2 separate regions of the Homo sapiens genome follow, and region 2 is linked to region 1. A link is a loop called in an ENCODE intact Hi-C map of the cell type or tissue named here. Cell type or tissue: gastrocnemius medialis. All regions are shown on one strand.

Region 1 (8,000 bases):
TGGGAAACACATCATCAGAAGCCCCATTTTAAGGAAAATTTTGACAAATTCTTCTTATCTTAGACATTCAAAAACCCTGCACTCATCAGGACAATTCTGAATTTCTACTTCCTTTGGAAAGAGCCTCAAGGACATATTTGGGTCCTAATCAAACCCATACTGTCTCTCTCTGCTCTCTTTCCCACTCTTTAATCAGGTGGCCATATTTCCCTGTAAAGATCATCAATCATTTCCAGTCCTGGAGAGAAAAAAGGACTTCCATTAGGTTGGTGCAAAAGCAATTGCTGTTTTGCATTCCTTTTAATGGCAAAACCGCGATTACTTTTGCACCAACCTAATAGAAGCTGTTCCTATTTCAATTCTCCTGCTCAATATACTGCTTAATATACTAGTTTTCCCTCATGATCAGAATGACTTCCCAAATGAATACAAAATTATCTAGATTCTTGCCTTGCCTGCTTAGAGAGGGGGTGAAGCATGGATCATTGCTGGAATTTCCTTTTGTTTAAAAAAAAAAAAGGCAGTATAGAATTTATATACTAGGCTAGATTGGATTCTCCTGTATAGATCACCAGCTAAGCATGGGCCTTAATCTATCCCTCCATCTTTGAAGATGTTCCTGGACAAGTCTTGATGAAGGAAAGGCCAAGTTAAGGAAGCCAGCAAAAATCATGCAGCTGCTCAGTGAGGTAATAAACAAGGAAAGTGTTACCGACAGAATTATTTATAGTTTCTTTAGAAGAAACTGTGTCTAGCCCAGGACTTCCCTGTACAGTTATTCTCATGATGCACTTCACATCTGAAGGTGGTGGGGAACCACGTCACATTAGCACAACCATTTATGGCAGCCCCAGCCAGACTAGACCATCTTCCAAAGATGATTAGATACTTCTATCTAAAGAAGCCCCAAAACAAAGGCCATAAAAAGATACAGAGGATAACCAAATTCGCAGAGAAAATTGAACAGATGATTTGAGATAATACAAGCAATCTAATGATTATGACAAGTTAATCTCTTTGGGAAAGTCCGACAGCAAAATCTAAAAAGAATTACATCACATAGCCCAAAAGGAATTATAAAAGAAAGGTTATAAGTTATTATTAAAAGCTCTGCACTACAACAATAATCTTCACTGACCATTAAAAATTGAAGTATATAGTCATAACATTTCAGTATATAACCTCAGCTGTTAAACAGAAAATAAAAACAATTATTCAACATATAATTTAAACCCAAAAGCAAATACCTTAACACCTGCTCTGAAAACAGTATTTTTAACTCAATTTTTTGATTGGCAAGTTAAAAATGCATATATTTATGGTATACAACCAAAATATTACTTTAAGTTTCAATAATAGTTCTCAAGGTAACCTATTGTGTTCTTACCTATAATTCCTTCAAAACACATTCTACTGACCTGCCAAAAGTAGTACTTCAATACTCATCAGAGAGATCAGCCAGGCAGTCATTCTGTCCACTTAAATCAATACTCTTAAGATTGCTCAGACATTAAAAGCATTTTCAGTTTTGATTGGAGCAGCATAGCTTTTGTGCTTTATAAAAACAAAAAAAGCAAAAAAAAATTATCATTTTGTTTACATACGATTATTTTGCTGTTCTGAAACCTGGGAAATTAAGGAGATGAGATAAACATGGCCTTAGTGTCTTCAAATGGAGCCACCATTTTTCCAAGCTCAGGAGAAAAGGATCATCTGAGAACCTTGCATAAAATCATCCCCACTCTGCCCTCCTTGTCCCACCAACTTATTTTAAGCTGGATAAATAATAACCTCTTTCATTAACTCATTATTGAACAGAAGCTGAGTTTTAAAAAGAATTCTAGAAATTAAAATTCTAGTTCGTGATAGGGTGAAGTCTGTTTTGCTTTGCCCTGTGCTGGCGTCCAGCTTTCCCTCGTGCTGCTCTCCAGTTTGAACCCTACACTGCAGCCACACGCCGTTCTCACCGTCACTCAGACAAGCCTTCCACACATCAGCCTCTGCCTTGGCCCCTGCTGGTCCCTTCCTGGATGCCCTCAACTCTCTCCGTGGCCTCAGGAGATCCTGGCGCACCTTCGTGGTGCTGCTCAGGAGCCCCTCCTCAGCTGATTCTTTCCTCCGCCATTCCAGTGCTCACCACCTTCCCCCTGAACCTCTAACTTCCGTGCTGTAGAGCCTAGACCAGATAATGTGGCACACATAGGCCTCTTCTTCCAGACGGCACGTTCCTTGAAGAGACCCAGGAACCAGTCTTCTATTTCCACAGCCTTCCTAGTGTGAAAGTGTGAAGGTCCCACACAGCGCTCAGTACATTGGAGTGGATGAAGACATATTTGAATACCCTAAATCTGGGTTTACCTAATCTGAGATGAACAGCTTTCACTCTCATGCCTGCTCTAAGGAAAGTGCTGAGCTGCTCTCCAGCACCTCATGGCAGAGGGCATCGACAAAATCCTCTTAAAAATAGTGCCTCTGAAATTTTCTGAAAGTTTGAAAATTACAGAATTAAACACCCACATGTACTACTAAATACACGTTTAATATATATTTAATTATGTTTATGTTTATTACATATAAATATATAAATATATTTAATATATATATACATACCTACATACACACACACACATACACACACACAAAGTGTGTGTGTATGTGTGTGTGTGTGGCAGGGTCTCATTCTGTCATTTGGGCTGGAGTGCAGTGGCATGATGTCAGTTCACTGCAACCTCCATCTCCCAGGTTCAAGTGATTCTTATGCCTCAGCCTCCTGAGTAGCTGGGATTACAGGTGTGCGCCACCACACCCGGCTAATTTTTGAATTTTTTGTAGAGACAGGTTTTCACCATGATAGCCAGACTGGTCTTGAACTCCTGGCCTCAAGTGATCTCCCTGCCTCAGCCTCCCAAAGTGCTGGGATTACAGGCATGAACCACCACACCTGGCCATTTAATTTATATTTTTAAGAAAACACTGAGATTAGCAGAAGTAGTTACATCATTTCTGAAAATATAAAAGCTACAATATACTCCCCCCCTCAAAAAAAAAATCTGCAAAAACTTTGCAATAAACTCACCTTACGGGCATGTTCTGATTGAGACAGCTGGAAATCTATAATCATTTCTATTTAATTCAACACTGCAAACATTTATTGTATGCCCACTACGTGCTAAGCACTATACTAAAAGTTGGGAAAACAAACAATCTATGTACCTGCCCCCGAGTCATTACCAGATAGGGTAAGTGTGGAGGCTACTTGGATTTAAGAAAGGAATTCTAGTATTTTCAAGTGGATTCAGCAAGTGTTCCTTTTCGTTGCAAAATTCCCAAACTTTTACGTCTATTTGAAATAGAATTCAACTTATAAATATACAACTTTCAGAATACATCTACCACATAGGGAAAAGTACCCAAGCGTATTTGCTGCTTAGTCCAAAAGCATGAGATCTGACTTGCTTGTTACACAGACAAAATATACTCAGCACAGGAGAGTCTATTTTCAATCTGGCTACGTGATTTTAACATTTCTTCTTAATGCCTACTCCCAAGCTCAGAACAATAGAAATAAACATTCGCACACTGGTTTTCTTAAAACCCTACATTTGGAACTGCATCTTTTTCATGTCAATTATAAATGTAATTTTTTATTAGTCTATCCACTAATTCTTCCTAAAAATAAACTCAGACTCTCTTTATTTCTCATAACTAAAATTTTTCAACCACAGAGGAGAGCTGTGTGCATTTATTTAGTCATGTTTTTGTTCTCCTCTCTCTCTCTCCTCTCTCTGCTCTCACTCCCTCTTCCCTTCTTCCTCCCTTCCCTCTCAGCTTCTCCTTTGGGACATCGAGGGACAAAGTTGCAAGGCACTACTATAGATCTCCCATTTCTTCCTTTTGTTCACCAGAACGTTAACAAGAGATACAACACCTAGAAAACAGAGAGCAGAGACTTTTCTGGATCAAACAGTACCTTTTTTTTCTGTTTCTGTCTCCTTGTGACTCAAGGGAGAAATGATCCTTTCTTTCTAAGTGATCTTATTTCTCTCTGTCAAGAATCCGTGGACATGTTATCTGGTTAGAGCTCAGCCTGCAGCCACCACGCAGGTAACTCACTCACGTTAGACTATAACTCACCTAACTCGTTTGTGTCCCAGCCAAATGTGTACCAGAGTAAAAGTTCAGACCTGACCATGGGTAAGTTTAATGATTAACATAAGCCACTCAGGCTTTTTCCTCAGGGCTTGTTAGTAATGACCAAAGGAAAAGTGTCTTACATTTTTCTCCACTTACTGCATGTGCCCCAGATAAGAATTTTAAGTAAAAGTCCACCCAGTGAGACAAACAGGCATTCAACATTGAAAGAATTTGCCAGCAAATCAGCGATTGAACAGAGGGCTCAAGAGAAAGGACCACTAGAGGGCAGATCCCCATTCATGAACAGTCTCTCACTCTTCATCCCGAAGAGTGACTCGTAAATACCAGGTTATGGGCTGTTATTCATATACCCACTGTAGGGGTATGGGTCTAAAGAAGTACAGAAGGGAAGTAACTTGGTCCAAGTCTTGCTGAGAAAGGGTTGATTGATTCTCTTCATTTTTCTACTCCTCATCCTCCCTCTTGACCTTGCTTTTTTAACCAAGAGGAGGTCCTTGACTTGTACTCATCACCCTCCAGTCGTACCCAGACCATGGGCCTCAGTCATCGGTTGAACTGGTGGGCCTAGGAAGGTCAACAACACCTTCTTACTTGGTCCATGTCTGACTTCTCTGTTCCTGTCCCACTGCCCATTCTGATTCACATCCCCCAATTCCTGATCATGTTTGTCTACGTCTGGCGATACCTGACCAGAAGACGTCCTTATCTTCTATCCTCTCCCTTTCCTTTGAGGGAGAAGTCATTTTGGTAAAATTTGATAGCCCTGAGTCTCCACCTTCAAGGACCAGCAGTAGACCTGGAGAAGCATCTCCAGCAAAACCAGATTAAAGCCATGGAAATACGACCACAACTCTGATGACAGTAGTAAAACTATCCTCTAGAAAGTGTGGAAGTTTACATCAACTCTGCTGTATATCACAGTTTGGCAACCCGTGACAAGCTGAAAAATTTTTGTAGCCCTGAAGCTAGTGGTGTAGAGAGAGGGTGCTTGGCCAGATTGGGGCAGGTAGGGGGTCAGTCACCCCACCACCCTGCCTGCCTGCTGAACCTCTCTCAGTTTCCACTCTGGATCTCTTCCATGCAGGTCAACAAGCATCATTTGAACCACATTTGTGTGCCTGGCATGTGGGTAATGGGAAGGAGGGGGAAGACTAGTTTGGGGGTAAAGGAGATTTCAACATTATTAGTAACTTTTATTTTTATAAAAATGATATGAATCACTTAGATAATTCAAAGTTATATTTTTAAAGAGTATGACACAGTTTCTGCCTTCAAACTGCTTACCATCTGGCAGAGGAGACAGAAATATAATCAGATTATTTTATTATATTGTAGAGTCTCCTGATAAGTTTCCTAAGACTTATGTTTTATTTCTTGTTATTTCAACAAGAGGTTTCCATAAATTAGCCCCACATCTATCCTTGGCTAAAAGGCCTATAATAAATATTTATAAGTATTTTTGGCAGCCTAGCTATCAAGGCCGCATCCTAAAATCACCCCAATTTTCTTATGAGGAGACAGCCACCTCTCTACTATGGACTAAAAGAATCCTAATGACACCCAGGACTTTGGTTTCTGTGCTCTGTGTTATAGGTATTTCGTGGTGGACAATCAAGCTCTATTGTAAAAGAAATAAAGGACAATGAATCATTTCTTGCCTTGAGGCCTAAAAGGAAATGTTGTAGAACTCTAGAGAAAGTGGCTATACCACATGAAGCTTTGGGGAGCCTCCAGTATTCCTGTCATTGGGATATGTCCATGGAATATAAGCCCCTTACACTCCAAAGCCTCTTTCACATAGAAATTCTAAAGCCTTGAGCTCAAGTCTCTGAAAATGCTTCTCAGGAGGCAGGCTGAGCACCATTTCTCTGCTATTCCAAGGAGGGTAGCCATGCCCACCACAGACATTGACAACACTCTACAAGAAGTAATTCCTATGAGTGCTTATAAAATTCTCAGCACAAAAATTGTTACTCAGGCCTATGATGCAAACTCAGGGAGGTCAGGAGAGAGGGTTAATCTCTGACCCCTTTCTCTTGGATTCTAACACTGCTCTGAATTCCTGGAAAACTGTGGGGGCCCATGAGAATGCACCTTGCAGATCTCCAATTACAAGAAGCATAAAAGATCAAGGGCCTAGTTTCTTTGCCATAAAATTCATCACTGCATTTGGACCAAGGCCACGCTTCTACATGCTGCTCCCAGCCAAGGACTGAGTGTGGAAGGATAGTAAGACAGGTCCATCCAGAGGAGACACAGGACTCCTCCAACAGCAACTTTGCCTTAAAGCCTGCCTGATGACCTTGCTGAACCTTCCTAGAGTATGTGGCAACCTAGGATGCTTCCACCCCCTCTCTTTCACTGTGGTCAGACTGGCAGCTTGCCCAGTGTTCTCCAGTTCCAACCCATCTTTTCTCACAGGCACCACCTTAATAAAATCCTTGCACGTTTCATCCTGTTTCAGCATCTGCTTCTCAGAGGACCCAGACTAACACAGGAACCCTGTGGTAGGAGAACACTATTGATAGGCACTTTGGACTTTGCATTAGTGGCCCCAGGAATGGTGTCAATTGTGAAGAGTCTTTAGAAGGGTTCACAGGCTATGGATATTAAACAAAGGAAGCCAGAATAGAAGAGGAAGGACAAAATGAGCATCATCTAAGAAACTCTGAAATTAGCATGCTGGATACCTTTCATTTAACCCTCCAGACCTACTCTCTACCCTTCTCCACCCTGCTGTGTGCCCTTGGAAGGTGACCTGTGTGGGCTGCACCAATGCACTTATTGCCCACAAGTGTTTCACAAATGGAGGCCACAACCAGGAACCCAGAGGAAGGGGCAGAGAGACAAGATGTGATAAGAGTATTTTCCCCCACTTCCATCCCTACTAGATCTCAGCTTCTGACAGAGGGGCCTTTCCATATAGCACCCTCACTCTCATTCTCTCACTCTCTCTGCAGGTTCTAGTGCCCCTCCTCTCTTTATTTCTTCAGGCCTAAGGGTGGTAACAGGTCCTACTGTTCCTAGCTTGCATACACTGCACCATCCCTTCTTGCTCTTCCTGAACCTTGGCCACACCTCTTAGAAATAATTTCTTTATTAATTTTTCAGTCTACACATGCCATCTCTCTAGGTCCTAATGAGACCCTAACTAGAATAGATAAGCTCTAAGAGATAGCTAAGTTCACACATGGGTCAATGTAGAGTTCAAAGCCATCAAAATGTGGGTGCAACTATAAATATGCCCCCATGTGTATGCATAGGCTGATGATGCCAGCCAACACTGAAGTTATACACATCGTTCCCAAACAGGATGGTATGGTTCTTTTTTTTTTTTTTTATACTTTAAGTTTTAGGGTACATGTGCACAATGTGCAGGTTAGTTACATATGTATACATGTGCCATGCTGGTGTGCTGCACCATTAACTCGTCATTTAGCATTAGGTATATCTCCTAATGCTATCCCACCCCCCTTCCCCCACCCCACAACAGGCCCCAGAGTGTGATGTTCCCCTTCCTGTGTCCATGTGTTCTCATTGTTCAATTCCCGCCTATAAGTGAGAACATGCGGTGTTTGGTTTTTTGTCCTTGCGATAGTTTACTGAGAATGATGATTTCCAATCTCATCCATGTCCCTACAAGGGACATGAACTCATCATTTTTTATGGCTGCATAGTATTCCATGGTGTATACGTGCCACATTTTCTTAATCCAGTCTATCATTGTTGGACATTTGGGTTGGTTCCAAGTCTTTGCTATTGTGAATAGTGCTGCAACAAACATACGTGTGCATATGTCTTTATACCAGCATGATTTATAGTCCTTTGGGTATATACCCAGTAAT
Region 2 (8,000 bases), 180 kb after region 1:
TTGAGCCCAGGAGGTTGAGGCTGCAGTGAGCCATGTTTGTACCACTGCACTCCAGCTTGGGCTACAGAGCAAGACTCTATCTCAATTTCAAAAAGAAAGAAAGAAAATCACATTCATTACCAGAAGGGACCTCAGAAATCACGTAGTTCAACCACCTCCTTTTCCAGATGTAGAAACCATGCACTTTCCTCTAAGTGGCCAGCCTAGCTTGGCATGTTAACTCTGGTACCTAGTGTCAGAAAAGGAACTCAGATGCACATGCCTTTGCTTACCAGTGCAGGGCTCATGTCACCCTGCCAACCTTTTGGCTCTCAGGTGAGAGTTCCTATGCAACCAGAGTTTAACGCTCCACCCTCCCCACTTCCCTACATGTACAGCAGACATGGCGTTACCTGGCTCTTGAGAAGTGGGGAAAGGAAAGGATGGCAAGGAAGGGAAAGAGCTTGCACAGAGCTTGTTAGGGCTGAGCACCTGAGGCAGCCAGCACACAGGTGACTCTTGTGCTTGCCATATTCTACTGACCAAACCCTCCAGGCAGAGCTCACTTCACAAGCTCAGAATCATTAGGACAACTGGTGTAGTCTGAAATCTCCTCAGGAGACATGAGAAAGAGAGGGCTGGCAGATTCACTCGTTTCTGTGAACCTTTCTCCTCTTTATCCCCCTTGATGTTTTCCTACCACCCGGCCCTGTTGTGAGGTAACACTGTCCTCAGGAGAAAGCTGAAAAATGCATTGCCGAGCTAGCGCCGAGAGGGTCCTCTCTGGGGGAAGTGCTTGCCTCAGAGCCACACTGACCGGAATGTGGGAACCATCAGAGAGTGGAAAGGCAGGGAAGAGATGAGAGTTCAGGAATGCAGCCAGGGTGAAATCATTGTAAATGGTTTTGATTAAAGGATCATGTTTCATAAACATTTGTCAAAATGAATCACTTTGTTTTAATGGGCCCTCGAACTTGCAGTAATCAAAACCACTGCCATGAAGTAGTAATACACCAGGTGGGAACCTGCCATCTGCTTTCCCAATTATGTTTCACAAGCATCCTACAAGGCAGGAATCATCCCCATTTTACAGCTGAAATAAAGAGTAGCATAAAACTTACCTGAAGTTATTCGGTAAATGGCGGAGAAGAGATTCAATTTCAACAATCCTTACCAAATTGTCCTTTTTGAAAACCACCCTTTCATTTTGCCACTTCATTTATCCAGGGGAGTTAAGGAATAAGGTGCCATTTTTCAAGATACAAAAACTTACTTCTCTAAGCTCCCCAAATTATTTTAACTACAGTATTTCAGACCACAAACCTAAATGTAAACAGACTTCTCTTTTGGAATGAGGCACGCAGATAATTTAGCAGTTTTCTCTGGTGAATCTGGGTCACCACTGCAATCTCTGCAGGGTGGCAACAGCGATACCCTCAGGGGTGACTGGACTTGAGACATGTCAGCCCACTTGAGCAGCCTCTTTCAGGTCCCCACAGTAGGTCCTGCAGTGGATCACCTGTCAACAAGCAAGAACCTATCCTGGAAAAGCTTACCAGCTCTTTTCTGTTCTTGTAAGCTGGGAACTACATAAACAAGTTTCTTAAAACTCAATGTAAAGGTTGAATCATGCTATTTTAATACAATTAGTATCTATTGTGGCTGCTATAGTCTTCTACCTACTATTCTTTTGACTAGCTTGAAGAGTGATGAAATGGTCAGCAAAGTCAACCTGATATTACAGCTATTATCACAATGGTAGGTGCACATATCCCCCCACTCTGTGCCTCAGTTTCCTCAGAGGTGAAGGACAGACTAAGAGTCCCATTGACAGAATGTTTGCCTTTCTAGAACAAATCACTTGAGGAGATCCCTAAGAACTCCTAGAACTGTTCTTCATAGCTGTACCCCATCAGTAGCACCTGACATCCTCATGGTCCTCCCTGGATTCCTATATCTCTGTGTGTGCCCTCATTTGGTATATAATCATACTTAATTTTTTTTTAATAAAGACAGGGTCTCGCCATGTTGCCCAGGCTGGCCTTAAACTCCTGGACTCAAGCAATCCGCCTGCCTCAGCCTCCCAAAGTGCTGAGATTACAGGCATGAGCCACCGTGCCCAGCTGTACACTTTATATTTTGAAATTTTCACCAACATATTGACATATCCCCAGCCTAGAAGCCTCAGAGCAGAAAGCGCCACTTTTGCACCCACTGCTATACCTAGCACAACTTCTGACTTATTGCCAATGCTCAACAAATGGCAAATTCTTCCTTCTGGTACCACTGCACTCTCTTTTGAAACTGTGCTCTCTAGACCACTTCCAGTAGGACTTAGATCTCGCTCGCATCAGTGAGGGGGAAAAAAAAATCCCAGATAAAACAGAATTCCCCAATAATTTTGTACTACTCCCTTTAAGAAAAAAATCCCTTTGTCCTAACGAACCAAAGAATATCTCCTGCTTTGTGGTAAAGGATCACCCCTCAGCAAAAATGGAAAAGAAAATACCTCAGCAATCTTACAGCCAAGAACTGGCACAACTTCAGAGCCACATCTGCCACCAGAAAGCAGCTTCCGGTCCATGTGACCGAGGCCCCCCATAAAGTCACATGATTCTTCTAAGTAACTTGAAAAATTCTTCAGAAGCTATTCAAACCATATAACGGTAGGACAGAAGTCCCGCCCTGGCCCCATCACAAGCTTCTGTGCAAACAGGCTAACCAACCCCAAAGAGTGGACACCCAGGTAGTTTCAAAAGCATCCTGTAGGCTGGGCACAGTGGCTCACACCTATAATCTCACAGTTTAGGAGGCCGAGATGGGAGAATCACTTGAGTCCAGGAGTTCAAGGCCAGCCTGGGCAACAGACAGACCTCATCTCTACTAAAAATTAAAAATAAAAACTTAGCGGGGCATGATGGCACGTGTCTGTGGTCTCAGCTACTAGGGAGGCTGAGGCAGGAGGATCACTTGAGCCCAGGAGGTCAAGGCTGTCATCAGCTGTGATTGTACCACTGCACTCTAGTCTGGGCACAAAGCGAGACCCTGTCTCAAAAAAAAAAAAAAAAAAAAAAAAAAAGATACTGTAACAAGATCTCATTATGGGCAAGAACTCCCAGGATTTTGAGGTGTCTGACGTATCGGGTATTCTATCTTTATGAAGGATAAGTTTAGATTCAGGCAAAAAGCGCCAGGCAGAGGGGCAATTCTTCTCCTGAACTTTTACTCACTAGCCTCCCGTGGCCATTTAGCTATTTTAAATTGGCAGGGTTTGGTCTATACTATCAATTTTGACTGATAAACGCTGGTGCTGCTGAAGAAGAAAACTGCCTCTAGAGAAGACATGACCCCCAGAGATCACAGCAGGCTGCTGCCACCTTGTGGTAGTTTGCTGCAAATGCGGGAGCAGCAAACCCTGCACGATTGCTCTCAAGGAAAACAATTCAATGTTATGTATAAAAAACACACTATGACTATTAAGACCATGTGTACGAAATGGCTAAGTTTATTCAACATCTCGGATATTCATCTGGATATTGGGTTTGTTTTGTGATACAATACATATTCACCTTAACTGGTGCTACTGCAAAGAAAGCTTTCTTGACCTGCATGACGTGCCTCAGAGCTTCTCTCCACCAATTGGAACCACCCAAAGCCTAGTCTAGACCAAAGTGCTCTGGAGAAAAAAAACAAAACAAAAAAACAGCAAACAGAAAACAGTTGTGCCCCCAAAAGTACTCAGAAGTCATATGTTATTTACAATTGGGTTTGTGTGGGATGGGAAGTAGGGCGGATGAGCCAGTGCTTTTGCAATGAAGATGCAATAGTCATTGTCCTCTCCCACTGTCTCCTCTTTCCTCACCCCATGGCAGCTTTCATGACCCATTCCCAAAGGGTCCACCGAGTCCTGAACTCAGCTTCATCACCAACATTCCTCGCCTTCAGTTGAATTCAACACTGTTAAGGGAGTAGAGGCAAAGACTTGGGTCAGGGAGAGGGTGGGAAACACAGAACAAACTCTCTCGGCACAACCCAAGTTCAGAGACGAGGCCTCCTCAGATGAGGAAGATGATGCCCTCAGACACCATGACCTGATTGTCATCCTGCATCTTGCTCAGAGCAGCCTGGATCTCAACTGAAGAGAAGGGCTCTTCGCTGTCCCGGTTGATGGATTCTGTGAGGCGATTCATGCCGATTGACTGCGCATGAGCTTCCCGGAACACATCCAAGAGGGCCACCTTGAATGCCTTCAACCTGCCCCAGACAGAAGAAAGGGGGAAGAGGAGTAAACAAACCCAAATGCTCTCAGGAAACAGCTATACTAGGAAAATCCATAGTATTAATACAGTAGAGGCGTCCCCTCAATATTCTTTCTCACACACACATCTGCCTCTGATGGCAGTGCTACCCTTGAGGAGCCCCCTTTAAAGCTAAACTATTGTACTAGCGTGTGGGAAATTGGCATTCCCATTCACTGTAAAATAGTAACCCGGTCAGCGTCAATGCGGGACAATTTAACAGCACTTACTAAACCCTTAAAAGCGTATATCCTTTGGCCCAGGGAGCCCATTTCTAGGAACTCACCTTATAGCTATACTTGCATGAGTGCACACTGATAAATTTAATACTGTTTTACTGTAAACAGGGAACAACCCAAATGTCTATCATCAGAGAATTTCATTAAATTTTTACCCATCCATACCATGGAAACCCTGCAGTCATTAAAAAGAATGAGATCAAACAAGCACAGTGGCTTATGCCTGTAATCCCAGCCTTTTGGGAGGCTCAGGTAGAAGGACTGCTTGAGGCCAGGAGTCCAAGACCAGCCTGGGCAACATGGTGAGATCCCGTCTCTACAAAAAGTAAAAAATAAACACTGTAAAAAAGTAAAAAATAAACACTGCACTCCGGTCTCAAAAAAAAAAGTGAGATCTATACGAGCTGATTCAAGCATTTTAAGATACAGTTGATGGTTGTCCTTGAGGGATAGAGTTACAATTGATTTTAATTTTTTTTCTAAATACTTTTCAATGTGTTTCAAATTTTTTTCAGTAAATACACTGTATTATGTGTTTAAAGTATAAAAAGAAAAAACGTAAAACTTGGCTATGGAGTTTCTTGGTGTCCAGTAAACAAAATTCATAGATAAAAATGTTTCCTAAAACCCTGGTGGTAAAAATTCTTCATTTCAAAAACAAATGGCCAAAATGTATCTATCCCACCAAGAAGAATCTGAGGTTACAGTAAGACATTAAGTTTTATCCTTATTGTAAAACTCTTCTCTCTCAGAAAGAGAGAATTATTAATTTAAACAACTGAAGATTCTGGGTAAAGGACATCCAGAAGTTCTTCATGCTTTTCTCATAACTTTTCAGTAAGTTTGAAATTAAATGAGAATATAAAATGTTAAAAGCTGCAGGCCTCTAGTTTTGAGTTCTATTGATGACCAGCAGTTTGTTTCCCACCCTCTCCAAGGGAACAAAGTCCCTTCCTCAGCGATACACAGAATTCTTGAAGGGGCAGGAGCAACATCCGTACTCACCTGGATTCACTCAACTCCACTTTCTGGGATTCCTTGGTCTCCTGTGAGTCTGCCGTCTTTGGAGTGTGTACTTCAGAGGGTTGATGGTTGTAGAGATGGGGAAGATAAGCAAGGTGAAGCCATTTCCACAAACACTAGAGAAATCATCTCCACTCCCAATCTCTCACTCAGCCTGCTGAACACTCCTATTTCCTAGGGTTCTTATGGGGCCAGGCAGAACAATTAGGATATAGGGAAATCTTCATTGGATGATGAAGGAATTTAGTCAGGCAGGAGACCCTCAATGTATATATTATCTGAAATGCTTATACCAGGTGAAACAGCACAGCACAGTTCATCAAGGAGGTGTATATAATATAGCAAAGCTTTTTCCAAAGTTTCCCCTGAAGCTCTCTTGGGACAAACCTCTTGGACATAGGCCCCAAGCAGGGAGCCAAACAAACAGGAGTCCACAAGAAAATAAAGTGCACAGAGCAACTGGAAAAGTCCAAGAGTCACAGGAACAACCTCTTTCATCAGTAAGTGGGCTCACTCACCTTGAGGCATTTCCTCCTCTGTGTCACTGAAGTCATAGGGGTCGTATGAATCCCCATCTTTGGCATCTGGCTGGCGAGTCTTCCTTCTAAAATACCCACAGCAGTTAAGAGAGAGAAAGAGTTTGGAGACAGAAAGGCAAGGAAGCCCCATCACGTGCCTCTAACTACGGAGAAAAGGAAACAGAACCACTAAGTCAAAGTGAAGCACTAGGCTTAGGCCTTTGCAAACTGCTGCTTGTTCCAAACGAGACCAAGTCCCCAGACTAGAACACAAACAGGCGCTGCTTCCCAACGCTCTTTTCCACATCACTCACCCTTATAAATTCAACTATAAGCATGAAGGTTTTTCCCTTAGAATTTTGAAGTATATATTCAAAACCCTCAGTGGTTGGGTTGCTGTTCCTACTATTTAGCATTTCTTCAGTAGAGGGGTCAAAAGCACACAAGAAGGACTCGCTCTCCTTCTCTTTTACCCAGGGTATCTTCTTTTTTTTTTTTTTTTGAGACGGACGGAGTCTCACTCTGTCACCCAGGCTGGAGTGCAGTGGTGTGATCTCCACTCACTGCAAGCTCTGCCTCCTGGGTTCACGCCATTCTCCTGCCTCAGCCTCCCAAGTAGCTGGGACTACAGGTGCCTGCCACCACGCCAGCCTAATTTTTTGTATTTTTAGTAGAGACAGGGTTTCACTGTTAGCCAGGATGGTCTTGATCTCCTGACCTCGTGATCCGCCTGCCTCGGCCTCCCAAAGTGCTGGGATTACAGGCGTGAGCCACCGCGCCCAGCCTACCCAGGTTATCTTCATCCTCAAACCCCGCAGGTCTAGGAACACTCTCCATGAACAACCTGACATCAATAAGCAGCGCTGGTTCCACCTTCTACCCTCTACTTCTCTCCCCAGTCCCACTGGAACTTACTACTTTTTTTTTTTTTTTTTGAGATGGGATCTCTCTCTGTCGCCCAGGCTGGAGTGCAGTGGCACGATCCTGGTTCACTGCAACCTCTGCCTCCCAGGCTCAAGCAATCCTCCGACCCCAGCCTACCGAGCAGCTGGGACCACAAGTGTCCGCCACCACGCCCAGCTAATTTTTCTATTTTTTGTAGAGACAGTTTTGCCATATTTCCCAGGCTGGTCTCAAACTCCTGGACTCAAGTGACCCACCCGCCTCGGCCTCCCAAATTGCTAAGATTACAGGCGTGCACCCCCAACTTCTTGGCCACTAACTTTTTAATCTCATTTGCTTGCCCCACCTTACCTCTTCCTCTTCTGCTCCTGGTCCTCTTGGCTTTTCTCCTCTTCATCTTCTGTCTCTGATTCATCCTCACTTCGCTTCTTACGTTTCTTCTCCTTCTCCAGAACCTAAGACCAAGGCAAGTGTGGCTGGGCTAGAGGGGTCACTGATGCAGGGGAACTGCATCAAGAACTCCCAGTCCCTTCTGCATCATAAGCAGGAAAGACTTCCATGTTTCCAATGGTTTACCTAGCTCCTCTTGTCCCTAAGTCCCAGGACCAGGGGCAGAAGTAGAGACTGCTACCCATCTTTTCAAAATGCTGGGAAGTATGTTAAATGCTGTTTATATAGTAGGTACTCAATAAATGTTTACTGAATAAAGAAACAAATGTCTAGCCCATAATGGTTAAGTGAAAACAATCCATTTCCTTATAAATCAGGTGTCTAATTGAAATCCAAGACAACCCTTAACCTAGCAAAAAGCGAGGAAGAGTTTATCAGACTCACAACTCAACCCTTAACCTAGCAAAAAGCGAGGAAGAGTTTATCAGACTTACAACTCAACCCTTAACCTAGCAAAAAGTGAGGACGAGTTTATCAGACTCACAACTCAACCCTTAACCTAGCAAAAAGCAAGGAAGAGTTTATTAGACTCACAACTCAACCCCAAAAGGCTAACATTCACCAGACTGGGGTGGGAGTGGGCAACTAGG

The links. A loop is a pair of places that touch in the nucleus more often than their neighbours do. Peaks named below come from ENCODE experiments on the same cell type or tissue, not always from the same donor. Only the 100,000 strongest peaks of a DNase experiment are listed, where the experiment ranks them.
Region 2: it touches region 1 in a loop (6-fold over the local background); 11 of 110 quality-filtered maps call a loop at or near these places.

Annotation. Positions count from the first base shown.
Region 1 is chr6:52,083,464-52,091,463 of GRCh38, forward strand. PKHD1 (PKHD1 ciliary IPT domain containing fibrocystin/polyductin) reads right to left here and starts at 4,150. Exons shown (of 67, transcript NM_138694.4): 1 at 3,971-4,150; 2 at 1,419-1,554. The coding sequence starts at 1,470. In gastrocnemius medialis, a CTCF peak has its summit at 4,410 (motif pointing right); no DNase peak of the experiment used is centred here.
Region 2 is chr6:52,260,554-52,268,553 of GRCh38, forward strand. MCM3 (minichromosome maintenance complex component 3) reads right to left here. Exons shown (of 17, transcript NM_002388.6): 14 at 7,312-7,415; 15 at 6,058-6,143; 16 at 5,522-5,591; 17 at 3,462-4,233. The coding sequence ends at 4,035. Among named protein-coding and RNA genes, the nearest start is that of IL17F, 20 kb to the left of the region's middle. RefSeq lists a silencer at 3,817-4,236. In gastrocnemius medialis, a CTCF peak has its summit at 3,363 (motif pointing left); a DNase peak (open chromatin) is centred at 3,371.